2 separate regions of the Mus musculus genome follow, and region 2 is linked to region 1. A link is a loop called in an ENCODE intact Hi-C map of the cell type or tissue named here. Cell type or tissue: left cerebral cortex. All regions are shown on one strand.

The links. A loop is a pair of places that touch in the nucleus more often than their neighbours do. Peaks named below come from ENCODE experiments on the same cell type or tissue, not always from the same donor. Only the 100,000 strongest peaks of a DNase experiment are listed, where the experiment ranks them.
Region 2: it touches region 1 in a loop (2.0-fold over the local background); 3 of 42 quality-filtered maps call a loop at or near these places.

Annotation. Positions count from the first base shown.
Region 1 is chr17:63,657,830-63,665,829 of GRCm38, reverse strand. No RefSeq gene overlaps it. Among named protein-coding and RNA genes, the nearest start is that of Fbxl17, 160 kb to the right of the region's middle. In left cerebral cortex, a CTCF peak has its summit at 4,386; a DNase peak (open chromatin) is centred at 4,662; H3K27ac peaks cover 805 bases.
Region 2 is chr17:63,717,746-63,725,745 of GRCm38, reverse strand. No RefSeq gene overlaps it. Among named protein-coding and RNA genes, the nearest start is that of Fer, 140 kb to the left of the region's middle. In left cerebral cortex, a CTCF peak has its summit at 4,665 (motif pointing left); DNase peaks (open chromatin) are centred at 2,362, 2,976, 4,622, 6,195 and 1 more place; H3K4me3 peaks cover 734 bases; H3K27ac peaks cover 570 bases.

The sequences.
Region 1 (8,000 bases):
CTAGAGAAAGTACCCAAGGAGCTAAAGGGATCTTCAACCCTATAGGTGGAACAACATTATGAACTAACCAGTACCCCTGAGCTCTTGACTCTAGCTGCATATGTATCAAAAGATGGCCTAGTCGGCCATCACTGGAAAGAGAGGCCCATTGGACACGCAGACTTTGTGTGCCCCGGTACAGGGGAACGCCAGGGCCAAAGGGAGGGAGTGGGTGGGTAGGGGAGTGGGGGTGGGTGGGTAAGGGGGACTTTTGGTATAGCATTGGAAATGTAAATGAGCTAAATACCTAATAAAAAAAAAAAAATTAACAAATGGCCCCAATAGAGTCTTTAAACTTTCCTCTGAAACTTCACAAGCCAGGCCTCCATTGTCTGTGTTGCCCTCAACACTCTTATCTTCCGAGCTCCTACAGAACACTTCACTGAGCACTGAAGAGTCAATGCCTTTTCTAGCCCAGCATTGCAAAGCCCTGTCACAATCCTCCCTAAAACAACATTGTCAGGTCTGTCCCAGCAGACCTGTGTGTGCCCCACTATCCTGGTTCCAAGTTGTCTTAGTTAAGAGTTTCTATCGGTGTGATAAAATACCATGAACAAAGGAACTGGGGGAGGAAAGGGTTTGTTCAGCTTTCACTTCCACATCAAAGTTCATCATCGTAGGAATTCAGGACGATGAGTTAAGCAGGACAGGAACAAACTAGGAGCTGGTGCAGAGGCCATGGAGGGATGCTGCTTACTGGCTTGCTCCACATGGCTTGTTCAGCTTGTTTTGTTATAGAACCCAGGACCACCAGCCCAGGGATGGCCCCCACCCACAATGGGCTGGGCCCTCCCCAATAAGTCACTAATTAAGTAAATGTCCTCCAGGCTTGTCTGTAGCCAGATCTTATGGAGGCATTTTCTCAGTCGAGGCTCCCTCCTCTCTAGTGACTCTAGTTTGTATCAAGCTGACATAAAGCAAGCCGGTGTAGCCTCTGACAGAGGATTATATCCAGAATACAGTGAGAACTCAAGAAACTAATAATCATAATAATCACAATATTCAATCAAAAGTAGGCCTTGGGACCTGAAGAGAGAAATATTTCAAAAATGTTCATCATCCCTGGCAATTTGGGAAATGCAACTCAAAGGTGCTTTGATGTAAGGAAAAATGAACCATGAGCTCTGCATGTTAATAAATGGAACCAGAAAAGATCATAATTAGTTTCCCAGATCTGGAAAAACCAACGTTATATTGTCTCTCTCTCTCTGTGTATGTGTTAGTTTGATTAGGCTGTTACATCACAGCAATAGTAACTCTCACCTAGGAATTTTAACTCTAGATCCTCAGACAGTGAGACCCCTAACTAAATGCTTTCTTTGTAAATTGCCTTTTGTGATGTTTTGCCACAGCAATAGAAAAGCAACTAAGACTCCTCATCAAGAAAACTTCTCTTTGTAACAGATAGAAACCATTACAGAAAAGCACAACCAACCAAAATGCAGGACTGCAGAGCCCAGTCCCAATAGATACATCTGCAAAAAACAAAACAAAACAAAACAAAACAAAACAAAACAAAAAAAACAAACTCTTGCATCTAAGGCCCAGGGAACACTACAGACCAAGCTGAAAGAGTGTAAGAGCCCGAGGATTAAGGATTCTTTGGTGAGACTGCATCTCCTAGTCATGAGCTACCTCCCTAAAGTCTCACCACCATGGCTGCCTTTACAGCAGCTAACAAGAAGAAAAACAATAGGTGCGCTAAAGTGGACAGGGGAACCCCCACAACTCCTCAGTCCTACACAAGACATGATAGGCAACTAAGGAATACTCAGAGTGGAAAAAAAAAAAATCTTCTTCCCCAGGGAAGAGCCCAGCCAAATGATCAGCGTTGAAAACATGCGTACAACTAACATTATACAGACCAAGCAAGTAATATTTAGGAATGTATATGTATGTACATTATATATGCATATAATAAAACTTAATTTGAAAGGAAGCTATGAATCTGAGAGAAGGTAGAATTACATATGTGGGAGGGTTTGGAGGGAGGAAAAGGAACAGAGAATGGTGTAACTATATTATAATATTATGAATAAAATAAATAATTTAAAAAGTGAATAAAGGTTAAAATAACCATGATGCACGTAGCACCACCTAACAAAAGAGCCAATATGCTGCCAGCAAGATGAGATTAATTCAATGTATTCCTCCCAGGTGCCTTCCACACCTTCCCTGCAGTGTTACCATTATAATGATCTAATGTTTACCAGTCTTGTATTTCTTTATAGTCATATTATCTACATCTACTTTGAGTCAATAGTAATTGTCTTAGTTTGCTTCTATTGAGGTGATAAAGACCACGATCAAAGTTAACGCAGTGAGGAAAGGCTCATGTCATTGCACTGCTTAGAGACTACCCTTAAGGGAAGTTGAGGCAGGAACCACAGCAGAGGCAGTGGAGAAGGGATCTTTACTAGCCTGCTCAGTTCGCTTTCTTTTATACATCAGGCCCACCCGCCCAGCCCCGCCCACAAGGGATGGTCCCTCCCACATCCATCATCGGTCAAGCAAACGCCCCAGACTTGCCTACAGGCAATCTGATGGAGGCATTTCATGATGGAGGCATTTTTTTTCTCAGATGACTCTGGCTTGTACCTACTTAATTAAAATCCACTCAAGACAGCAGCACTTTCCATGTTCTAAATTATATGGAATATTTCCTCTATAATTTGCTCTATTCTATACTTCTTTCTGCACACATCCTTCATCGGTTCTATTCGCATACTATGTATGCTGTTTGTGGACTCGTTCATTTTCCTTACAGCTTTTCATTCAAAACGTTCCCCTAAATAACATTAAAACCCAGTTGGATACACTTTAAGAAATTAGACATTGCGCCCTACACAGAACCATACGCCACCACACTCATTTCAACCCCAAAAGGCATTATATTTTGTACCTGAAAACAATAAGCAATATTTGTGTTTTAAAAATAGCTTTACACAGCATTTTTATTATTTGTTTGTTTGTTTGTTTGTTTATTTTACAGCAAATGGAGAAATGCTGAAGGCCTGGGTTTTAACTGAGTCCTCACTTCCGGTTTCTCACCCAACTTCAGGGCTCCCTCCGCAGCCATGCAAATCTCTACAGCGTCTGATTCTAGGGAGCAGGCAGCCTGTGGGCATCGTCCCCTCTCCAGCATTCTCTCTCTTCCTGTTGGAACCCTGTGGATTTACGGCGTTTTACAGGGAGAGTGTGCACTTTGGAAGTTGTTTATTTTACCTTCCACGGCGGGTTTAGGTGTCACAGGGGAGATTTCCAAGATGGCTAATCTGCCAAGTTTCTGGAAGTAACTGTCTTAAAAGTACTCTACATATTCTATGTATGGGAAACAGTCATTTCCCACGAGAGCATCACAATCCGAATAGCTGACGTTCTCATAAAACATCTGCTTCGGCTTCTTTGGGAGCACGACAATTTAATCGGAACAGCTCATTGTGTTTCGGTGTTAAGTTTTATATGATAGTCTTCGGTTTCATGAATTTATTATTATTTTTTTGTGGTTTTAAAATAGAGAATGACAGCATATGCTTAATTGTTTCAAAAAAGAGAAACAGCTAGGATGTTTTCCCCTCATTAGAACACAGACAGGAAAGGCAGCTTGCTTGCAGGGAAGCAGCAAGATGCTGAAGAAATGAAGGGGTGGGGCTGCGGAATCAGCCCTGAATTGGTTAGGTCAGGCTTAGGAAGAAGGGATAATTCGGAATTGGTTAACTAGTACAGACATGAGGAGGTCTGATTGTAGTAAAGTAGTGTTTTACTGTACTGGTACACGCAACTAGAACCCTGCGTGTTGGCTAGTTTTATATCAACCTGACATAACTAAAATTATCCAAAAGGAGAGAACCTCAGTTGAGAAATTCCCTCCATAAAGCCAGGCTGTGGACAAGCCTGGAGAAATTCTTCTTAACTAAGGAGTCATGTGGGAGGGACCAGCCCTCTGGGGGTGGGGCCACTTCCGGACTGGTCATCCTGGGTGCTGTTAGAAAGCAGACGGAGCCGGCCATGAGGAGTAAGCCAGTGGAGGATGGAGTGAGCAGCAGACTGCCTGTGAGTTGAATGGGCCTCAGTATGTGTTTCCCAAGCCCCTTCCCTGAAAGGTCATCTTGGCCACAGCTCTGTGGGTTAACATCTGCATACAGCTGCCATCTCCTGCCCACATACATCTAGTCATTGGGCGATCCTAGTATCTCATTAACACTATTAACAGAATTAACATTAATACTAAGTCCTCTAGTTATTCTACTTGATAATTCTATTTCTCTAATTAGGGTTTAAACGTATTATTTTTCATCACACTTTGCGTGTGTAGGGGGCAAGGCAAGAGTGTGCGCATATGACTGCAGTACCAAGGGCGGCCAGATGAGGATGTCATATACCCTGGAGAAGGAGTTACTGGTACTTGTGAGCTGCCCAACGTGGGTACTACGAACTAAACTCGGGTCCTCTGGAAGAACAGTTTGTTCTCTTAACAACTGAACCCTTTCTCCAGCAGCCCCGCCAAGTTCTTGATGTAATTCTGGCTGATACAACTGTAAGGGTATTTTTGGTGTAAGCTGAGGCTAAGAAAAGAAGGAAGGAATTATGCTGATGTAGTCAGCTATACTTTTCAAAAACATTTACTTAGGCTGCAAAAGGAAAGAGAAATGGTAACGGATGCGGAATGGATGTGGGTGGGTGGATCAGTTACAAAACTTGGTCAGTCGCCCAGAAAAGACTAATAGTATTTGTCATGAACTAGACGAGGACATTAGGAAGATTGCTCCCAGATTTCCAGCTTGTATAACAGGAAGAGGCAACATCTGCAACATGTAGAACACTGGAGAGAACTGGGGCTTCCAAGTGTAGGCGAACGAATAGTGAGTAGTCCAACTAGCTTGGCTCCAAGGACGTTTGATATGAAAAGTCCCTGGGAAAAGCAAGACCATGGGATGTAGTCAGCTGGACTTATGAGTCTTGGAAGAAAGGTTTGGAAGATGTAAGTTCCTGAGACATGGTCAACAACAGTGCCTCAGAGGGAGGTGTAGGAATGGTACTTGAGCAATCCCATTGTTTTGTTACTAGACAGAGGAGAGGTACAAAAAGAAGTGTCAAAACTAAAAGGTCAGTGGGCTGGGTAGTGGTGGCACACAGCACTTGGGAGGCAGAGGCAGGCGGATTTCTGAGTTTGAGGACAGCCTGGTCTACAGAGTGAGTTCCAGGACAGCCAGGGCTACACAGAGAAACCCTGTCTCAGAAAACCAAAAAAAAAAAGAAAAGAAGAAGAAAGAAAAGGCAGAGAAAACACATAGAACCCAGCTATTAACACAGTGCATTGTCTCGTGTAAATATCTGACAGATGAGGAGTATATTTCCAACATGCACACTTCCTTCTCCTACTGATGACAAATCATGTTTTCTCTGCGATTTTCAGAACCCACAGACATGGCTAGATGGTGTTGGGTTTTGAGAGCCTTGGTTTGTATCCTGACATCACCTTCAACCTGTTATGTGGCCTTGGCAAGTTGCCTAACCCCTCTTACTGGTAGAATGGGAACAGAATGTTTACTCTACATTTGTGAAAGTTAGACACAATGATGTAAAGTATGCAGCAGAATATGTAGCTGGGCAGAATACTATGGAAATATTAGGGAATAGCACTGAGAGCAACACAAAACAGAACACAAGTGTGTGAGGGTCTAACGAAGAAAGAGGACACACCTTATTTTGCAGAAATAAGCAAGTAAGGGAAGATCAGACTTCTGTTTCAACCACTGTTCAGTTGCCGTGAAGAGATGCCATGACCACAGCAACCATCGTAAGAGAAAACATTTAATCAGGACATGCTTATAGTTTCAGAGGTTCAGTCCATGGTGGCATGCAGGCTGACATGGCACTGAATAAGGAGCTGAGAGTTTTACTTCCAGATATGCAGGTAGCAGGAAGAGAATGACACTGGGCCTGAACTTGTGCTTTTGAAACCCCAAAACTCACCCCCCAGTGACACACCTCCTCCAACAAGGACACACCTCCCAATCCTTCTCAAGGAGTCTCTCTCCTAGATGACTAAGCATTCAAGAATATGAGCCTATTGGGGGCCATTTTTAGTCAAACCACCACAATCAGGGTGGGGACAACCAAGGACCCTCCATCCCAGGATCCTTGCCAGCTTTCCACCCACCCTGAAGCTTCTTCCAAAATATTGAGGTACACAGAAGGAGAAGAGAAGAGAAGAGAAGAGAAGAGAAGAGAAGAGAAGAGTAGAGAAGAGAAGAGAAGCCATGCCTTCTACAAACTATATGAGCAGGTTACAAATGACAAAATGTTCTGTGCTTTTCTTCACCAAAAGCAAAGCAGACATTCATTCATTCATTCATTCATTCATTGCACAAATTATGTCAGGTTCATGTTGCTGTAATCAAGCACCTAACAGAAACAATTTAAGGGAGGAGAGATTGATTTGAGCTCACGGTTCCAGAGGGATCATTGCATCATGGTGAGGAAGGCATGCTACTGATGTGGCTTGGGTCATGGCAGCAGGAGATTTTGCCTGCCACTTCTTATATCTCAGTGGATCAGGAAGGACATTTCTGATCCACCAGAACAAAAAGCAAGTATTACCTCTAGAGCCCTCTGGTGATCCAATTCTTATCTGTCATAGGCCCAAGGGCTCTACAGCATCCCGTAGTGCACCTGGCTGAGGAAAAAGAGTTTAAACAGCTGAGCTCATAGGGACATTTCAGATGTAAACCATAACACAGATACTTATGGTCATTAATGTAGAGTTGTATGTGTTAGGAACACTGGACAACACTGCACAAAGATCTTGTCCTTATGAAAGGGTTACTCTGGTAAGAAAAGATAAAACTGGCCCGAGCTGTTAAACACCTCTTAAAATAGGCTTGTAAAGTAAACTCCCAGACTATGAGATGAGTTAAAAATCCCCACCAGTATCTGGACAGATGCTTTATAAACTCCCAACCTTGTGAAACTGGCTCTGAGTCCTTGGCTCTCTGTCCATATCTTAGGCTCTGACCTCAGGCTCTGCCCTTCTGTATCTCTTTGTTTGGGAGCAGTTCTACCTCCCTTTGCCATTGTTACATTTGCTGTGAATAAACAGGCTCATCAACACATTAGCAGTGGTCACGAGGATCAGCTGTGATGGTTCACAGGAAGTGCATCACAGAGATTGAGCACATATGTATGAGTAGTGTCCCTGGCTATGTCTAATGAAACCAGCACTTTGAGTTATTAGTTGGTGACAGTGGAGAGGAAAGATCTTGGGACAGGCACAGCCTTGTCTGCTGGGCAGTTAGTGTGCTTTCTCAACTTTGTACCACTTTCCCATACAAGACACGTTGTATAGGAATAACACCTCACTACTGAGACCAGTACATATAAAGCATTTAAAACGGCAATCAGCAAACACTACGAAGCCATAAGCCAGGTGTGTTGAAGAAGCGGTATGCTATAGCCATAACTTGGCCTAAAACTCAAAATTCGGCAAGCAGGAGCAGGAGCCTTCAGATACTGTTTGTGTCTTTGAATGGATTTGGGAGGGAGGGGAGAGCTGTTGATAATAAACACAGTTGTTTGAACACTCAGGGGAAAGATAAAAACAGATAAGTGGGAAAGAGTTAATACCTGAGACAGATGATTTGGTATTTTACCAATAATGAATACTAAATTGTTCCAATGACATAGCTTAATATTTCTCTAGCTGGTGTGTGTGTGTGTGTGTGTGTGTGTGTGTGTGTGTATGTATCAGTAGTTGTCAGAGGATGTTTCTCCCACTGACTCCAGGAGACATTGCTCCTAGAAACTGCGTTGTATATGGCAACAGCTTTGATCACTGTGATTGCATTGGCTTCTGGGGGCTGGTGCCACTACTCTAGGGTAGGATATGGGCGTGCCTTATTTTGTTTCCCAAATAGCCCAGATTATTTCAGTCTGCAGCTGTGACTGAGAGCTGTCTTAGA
Region 2 (8,000 bases), 60 kb before region 1:
CTAGAACCTGAGTCCTCTGGAAGAGCGTCCATTGGTCCTGACAACTGAGCCACCTCTTCAGCACCACAGCTCATTTTTAAAGGGTACCTGGCATTAAACAGGTTTTTCTCTTTGTATATCTTAAGGATCATTTGTCACCTCCTCTTGTCTTCAAATAGACATCTTTTCTCCACTATAGATGGATACATGAGGATGCATGGTTGTTACTAGCAGGAGGAAAGGAGGAGGAGGGTGTTACCACACTACATTTTCCTTTATTGCCTGTCATGGGCTAAATTGTGTATGCTACACATTTGTATGTTCCAATATGTGACTGCCTTTGAAGAGGTAATTAAAGTGAGTTTGCTTGGGTGTACCTAATCCAATATGACTGGTGTCCATAAAAGAAAAGCGTAGGTCACAGATGAGGAAGAAGATGAACATCTACATGATAACCAGACTCTACAGAGTGAAAAATGACCCTGCCATCTCAATGGTGGATACCCATGACTGTAAGGAAACATTTTTGTGGCTTTGTGATTGATTACAGCAGCTCTCGATAAGTGACCAATGGCCTCTTCTTGATATAATAGCTTTCAATTTAAAACTTAAAAAAGAAATTATTTATTTTCATTTTTATGTTATGAGTATTTTCCCCACAGGAAACAAGTTTACCATGTGCATGCCCACAGAGGCCAGAAGATGGAGGTAGATTCTCCTGGGACTGGAGTTACAGCTGTGAGTAGCCATGGGGTACTGGGAACTGAATCTGGGTCCTCTGTAAGAGAAGCCAGTGCTCCTCACTGATAAGCGGATATTAGTCCAGAATCTTAGCATATCCAAGATACAATTTGCAAAACATGTGAAACTCAAGAAGAAGGAAGACCAACGTGTGGATACTTCTCTCCTCCTTAGAATGAGGAACAAAATCCCCATGGAAGGAGTTACAGAGACAAAGTTTGGAGCTGAGAGGAAAGGATGGACCATCCAGAGACTGTCCCACCGGGGGATCCATCCCATATACAACCAACAAACCCAGACACTATTGCATATGCCAGAAAGATTCTGCTGACAGAACCCTGATATATCTCTTACTTGTGAGGCTATGCCAGTACCTGGCAAATACAGAAGTGGATGCTCATATTCATCTATTGGATGGAACACAGGACCCCTAATGAAGGAGCTAGAGAAAGTACCCAAGGAGCTGAAGGGGTCTGCAACCCTATAGGAGGAACAACAATATGAACTAACCAGCACCCCCCCCCCCCAGAACTGTGTCTCTAGTTGCATATGTAGCGGAGGGTGGCCTAGTTGGCCATCATTGGGAGGAGAGGCCCTTGGTCTTTCGAAGATCATATGCCCCAGTACAGGGGAACGCCAGGACCAGGAAGTGGTAGTGGGTGGGTTGGAGAGCAGGGCGGGGGGAGGGTATAGGGGGCTTTGGGGGTAGCATTTGAAATGTAAATAAAGAAATTATCTAATAAAAAAGATAGTAGTGAGTTTAAAAGATAAGAGAGAGAGAGAGAGAGAGAGAGAGAGAGAGAGAGAGAGAAGCCAGTGCTCTTAACCACTGAGCCATCTCTCTACCCCCAAATACATCAAGCTAAAGAAGAACAAGTTCCCTTCAATGGCCATGCATGTTAGGATGAGATACCCCTACTTCTCCAACAATGCAAGGTACACCTTAAAATTTAGAGACTTGGTTTTAATGACAATATCTGCTTCTCCATTTCTACCCTCCTTATACTTAAGTCCTCTGGCACCTGTCACTACTTGGCGACTTCAGTCCCATTTAGACTTAGATCCTGTTACTCTAATTTTTCTTGCTATGGTATGGGCAAGCACATCATGGTTTTCTTGAATGTAAAGCACATCCTTAAAAAGAACTTGGAGTTATCTCATGAATACATCTTGGTTTATTTAGAATGGTCAACCCACATATACAGCTCAAAAGGAAATAAGACAGGCAACCAGGAAAGTGAGGTCGCTGGTGCTCTCCCAGGTAGAGGTCTAACTCTGGGAGATGGGCAGACACAGAGAAGAATGTCCAGAAACGCCAGGGAGGAATGAGTCTTCCTCTTTTGAAGACATTTTAAAAAATGTTTAAAGAAAAGTAGCAGAAGTAGGGATATTTGAAAAACATACCTCAAGTAACGTAGATGTTATAGCAAATAATGTTAGACTTGGTACTCCATTTACAATTATCTCCCTAGAGTGCCATCCTCCAGGTCTGTATGCGGAGTTCTGTTCTTTCCTATCACAATGCCTTTGTGATGTGGCTGTCACAACTGAGTAGGGTATGGATCTGGCTCCATCTCAGTTGTGACAACAGTGTGTCCTCTGCTGCTGCCTTAACTATAGACGTGGACCTGGGTAGTGGATCCTAGTTCAACACACATATGACTCCTGGTGCAAGCAGGACATGAGGCTGTCTCACAGAGCTCTGTCTCACAAAGCCCTCTACTCACTCAGGTAGCTATCTCTGCTTTCAGACCTTTTCAAATATCCAACCCTGAGATGAATACAAGTTGAACACTTGGCTGTCCACAACCTTCTTTGACATAAACACAGGGCTGAGCTAACTTAAGAGCACACGTCGCTGAGGAAGGGGATCGTTAGTGTGTGATCATGGCTCACAAAAGTGGGCAAGATGCTCACGTCCTCCCTCATCCTTGTCTCTGTCTGTTGCTTCCTTTTATCCAGACACTTCCTTTCTCAGTAACCTGCTTTGCATTCTGCGGGCACATCCGAATCCTCCCCTTCAAAGGTAGAAAGCTAAATTGTTTTTAGATAAAAATGCCATTTGCCTCCCTCAAAATGGGAAATTCAATCCTACAAATGACCGTACAAATGAGTGTGGAGGCTGCTTCTCCATTTCCAACATGACGTCACTCAGAATGAGACCTGCTACGGCAGCTGTTGAGCATTCTCAAGAGGCTGAGGAGCCCAAGCACAGCAGAGGCTACACAGAACCGCTCCCCTCGACAAACCACTCCAGGCTCCAAAGACTTAATTGTCAACAGCAACCAAGAGATCTGACAGAGTCAGGGAGTCTATATACCACGTTCAACACAGCACAGAGAGAAAGTGGGAACAGACACTTGCTGTGTGGGTGGGGACGAAGGAGAAGCTCTCAAACGCCAGCTTCTCTGAGTGCTTAACACAGAGATCGAGCAGCCGAGAGCTGCTGGAGCAGCTAGACATCTCTTCTCCTTCTTGCCAGAAGCCTCTTGCCCTGGGACTCCTGTTCTTTGCTTAATGCTGGCTGCCGAGGTAAATGCAGAACGCCTTTCTGAGACTTACTCATTTTGGCTGATACAGCTCAAGCACTTTAGTCTGTGAACTACTCATCCTCTCCAGCCACAGGATTGGAGGGGAAAGTGCTCACTATTCAAGACATCTGGTACACAGTGGGACTATACACAAGTCTTTCTAGAATGCTCGGATGGTAACTGTTATCCCCATAGTTAGGTGAGCTATAAATTGAACATCAGCTTCCTCATTTGTTATCCATAATGAAGACAAAATGAAGGTGAATATTTATTGAGTGACTACTGGGGCCAGGCCTTAGTGTAAGGGACTGTCACGTAGCTTGGGCAGTCCTTTGAAAACCATGTTACATGGGAATTATTTTTTCTATTTTTAAAAGTAAGGATGTTGAGGTTGACCTTATTTCAATTGCCCCAAGTTTCTATACAGGCAGAATCAACTATGATTTGACCTGTCTCTTTCTTCTGTAGTTTTATTCCATGTTATGTTTGGGAACAGGGGGTGGTGACTCCTTTGGTAAAGTGCCTGTCATGTAAGCAAGAAGACTGATCTCAGGCCCCAGCACGTACATCAAAAGTTAGGAACAGCAGTGGGAAGACCTCAGCGCTGGGCACATGGAGTTAGGAAGATCCCTTGGGCAAAATCCTAGCCAACCAGTTTAGATGTCTTTAAGCTAAAGACATCTAAGTCTTTACTCCTAAGACATTCAGGAAGAAACTGTCTCAGACAACAGCAATGTGTAGAACAATTGAAGAGGGAACCTGATATTGACTTTTGGATATTGACTTCTGGTCTCCAGAAGCATAAGCATAAACACACACACACACACACACACACACACACACACACACACACACACACAGAAATGCATACACAAAACCAAACTATGTTCCAACAAACCCTGTATACTTTCAGCCTGCCGTCTGTAGGACTATCATACCTTTAGAGATAAATTACTCCTAACTCAATAAAAGTTCCTCTTTCCTATCTCTTCCCCCATAGCCCTTCTACCTTTTTCTCCTTTTCTAGCCATGAATGAATTTGTAAGAGAGGAAAATATTAACAGTAGGGGAAAGAAATTCGACCATACTCCTCAGAATACTGAAGTGTTAGTCTGGAGGAACCCATGTAAATCTTCTCTCACTGAAGGTACAGTACCCACCTACCCACCCCCCCAAAAAAAGAACAATGGGCAGGAAGACACACAGACACAGAAAGAACCTGGTACCTTTTCCAGCTTGGGGAAAAAAAATCACTAGTCTGTGATGTCATTGTGAGCTGAGGATCTGGCGTGGGAAGCTGGTGACAGTTTGTGTGGTGTGGCCCCTGTTCTGCTTGCTGGGGAGTATTTGAGGGTTTCATTGAGAGAGCCCGGAGTCTTGATAACTCAGGGAGAGTACAGGCAGCTTGCCCTCTGCTGGAGAAACTCGGGGAAGGGACACTGCATCCAAGGCAGGACTGAGGTTGAAAGTCTGGCAGGGTAGAGAGAGGTTAGCATGTTATAGGAGTGGGGATCTAAGTGAGAGAACAGAAAAGTGAAGCCAGTTATTACAAACGGCCTCAGGGCATCTGCAAAACCCATCTTGCTTAGGAACTGCTCAGGATTTAAAGTACAGGGCAGGTGAAATTGGTGGTCCGTGGTTGATGCCAGGGAAACTCATAAAAATCTCCCACGGACTGTTAAGGGTCTTCCTGCTCCTTTTGTTAGCCTACTATTTCAGGTCATCTCTCCGCAATCCCCACAGCTCCATTCTTTCCCTGGGGGGAAAAAAAAAGTTTCGCTTTCCCTTTAGGGAACACAATCCTACACCGCCTCCTGCGGATGCACCTGCGGATGGATGCTCTTCCGGTTTACCAGTTCTCTTACATCTCACTTTCTAGTATTTGTATTATCTCAAACATGAGTCGCATGCTTTGATGGTCTTTTCTTAATCCCTATGGGCATCTACCTGCCACCTTTCATAAAATCCCGCCCCCCAAGATAAAGTCAATGGAGACTCTAAGCTCAGCAGCATCCAGATGTTCCTGCAGCTGTGGAGCCCAGTGGGGACTCTGCCTTCTTACACAGCCGCATACCTTCAGTGTTACACAGAGGCTCTGACACATGAAAGATTCCCTGGAAAACAAAATAAATGCTACTCCAAGCATACTTGGATTAGCCACTAAAAAAAAAAAAAAAAAAAAAAAAAGACATTTGAGATTCAACTTTAAATTATAAAACACTGAAGGACAAAAGTTGTTTGTAAGATATTCTGTTTAATATAAAATCGATACAATTCTCAAGCCTAAAAAACAAATCAAAATGTAGTTGTTATAACCCCACAGAGGGCTTGGGCCAGCAATGGGAGTGGCAGATGCGTCTCCAGATTCTTCACCACCATTCATTCGTCAGAAGAATGGCTTTACAGCTTATAGATTTTGGCCAACCTATGCACATTTTGGCAAGAGGAAAAAAAGTTTACAAACAGAATTTCCCCAAAAGGAATATGGTGGAGGCAGGGGACAGTCTGCCAATCCCCTGCCACCTCTGGCCACACTCCAGACAACCAGAGAGCAGCGTGGAGAGCTCGGGTCTGCAAGCAGGTTTGTCTCAGCAAACAAAGTAAAATCAGAGTTGATACTTTCTTTCATAATCCTAGACCTGGCTGTCTTAGACTATCTCAAGTCATTCCAGAGACAGCCAAGCTGTAAGCTTCCATACTGTTTAAATGTGCCTAAAAACAGGTTATCCAGTGTATTGTGTCTGATTTTTTTTTCTTTTGGAATTATAAAGACCCCTGAAGTTATTTACTGTGCCATCTCAGGGCCTGCTTAGTTAGCTTCCTGTTGAGCGGGTTAATATCCAGTCTGAACATCTCATCTGCATTGTGTCTGATGTAGGCTGAAGGAATCTAACTTGGTATTTGTTGTGTCTCGTGCGGGCTGCAAATGGGAACACACAGCTGCAACACAGCAATCAAAGTGGGGGAGGTGGTAATTGTTCACATTCTCCCACACAGAGTATTCCCGTCAAGGTCACGTATAAATCAGATAGGTGTCAGATCATAAACACCCCTCCACAACTGTATTTCATTATGAAGATGGGAAGCCGCGCTGTTAATGGGTGTCTGAGGACTAAAATCAATTTAACTTACAGGCGCTCGGGTGCTCCAACAGTTGTGAACATGTCTGAATTTTAATAAACACTGATTAGTTTTAATATTATACACGATTTTAAATGTGGCTGGCATGAAATTCTCAATCTAATGGACAGAGAAGTCTGCTGACAAAGATTTATTCTCTGTATTCACTTGTCTGAGGAGATTGTCATAGGTTTGACGGCATTAGCGTTGGATTCCTGCGGATGCTGTGGTGCATCTTGCCTTTTAGAGACATTAACAGTCTCATAAAGTGAAGAAGGTTGACACTCATTTGTCACTTGGAAACAGCAGCAAAATGACACTGAGTGAACGAACCGGGGAGCAGCATCAATCAGGAGGATGTGAATATTGAGGAGAAAGAAGAGAGTGGACGGCTTACAGCTGGCTTCTCAAGAGCAGATCTAGAGCCCACAGCCTGGGCCTCGGGGATGAGCAGAGGTGTCAAGACGAGGCTCCCACAGGGAAGTCACCTCTCAGTGCAAGTATAAGGGAATCAAGACCCAGGGAACGAACCCATTGGAGCTGCATTGGACAGCTAGCTGAGCAGGCTACACAGTGTCGATCCCGCTTCCTCATCTTTTGCTTTCACCACCCAGTGTATGAAATGGATGGGCTCAGCTGAGAGTTAAGGTCAGGGAGACACATGCTGCAGGATTCAGCATCCATCATACGCAGGCTCTTAAAAGGCGCGACTCGTGAAAACAGTTAGGGTAGACGTTGGCGGGTTCTGAAAGGTAAGTGTTGATCAAGCCAAAAAGAAAAAAGAAAAAACTCCAAGCCTGACGACCTGAGGGCCCGTTCCCAGGGCCCACAGGATGGAAGGAGATCCATGCCTTGGCTTTGGATGGCCAAACCTGTGCATTGCTATATGTATGCATTTGGGCACGCGCTCACAGAAACACAAATAAATAAATGCAAAGAAAAAGTCAAATCAGATGTGGTCCTCTGTGGGGAGTGGAGGAGGCCTGAGCGACCGAAGTCTGAGTTTGTTTTGGACAGGGGCACGGCCCTGTTAAGGGTCAAGAAACTCCGGACCCCCAGTGAGGCTCAGAAGGATGTGAAGCCTTCTTCCAGTCCATATGCAGATGTGCAGATGTTAGTATTGTGCACAGAAAATGTTCACTGTAGCTTTTGGCCCCTGGGTCTTCACTGTATGAAGACCGCTCCCCTGCAGAAACCCTCCTACTGAGACTAGCCAAGCCGCCTCCTTGACTGGGCTGTATGGACTAACCCCACCTTCCTGGCCAACTGCATGTAATACACAGGATGATCTCCCAAGTGCTATCTATGGTCCTCCATCTGAGAGCCCAGATCACACAAGATCCTATTCTAGCTTCTCTGTGTGCCTGTGTGTTTGCCTTTTCTCTAGTCCCTCGATGTCCCAGTCAAATCTGTCCCTGGAGACGTGGGAGGATGGGACATTCCACAGTTAATAGTCTCTGTCGGTTGTCACTGTGCCTGCAGGTAGACCCCTCTTACTTCCTGACAAGCTGCCTTTGTTCCTGGGTACCTCCTTCCTGGGAAAAGCTCTTCCAAGCTTGCTTTGTGTTTCCCCTGATCCGGAAATGGAATTGGTCATCTCTCCACGGGTTTGTTGGTGTTGTTGTTGTT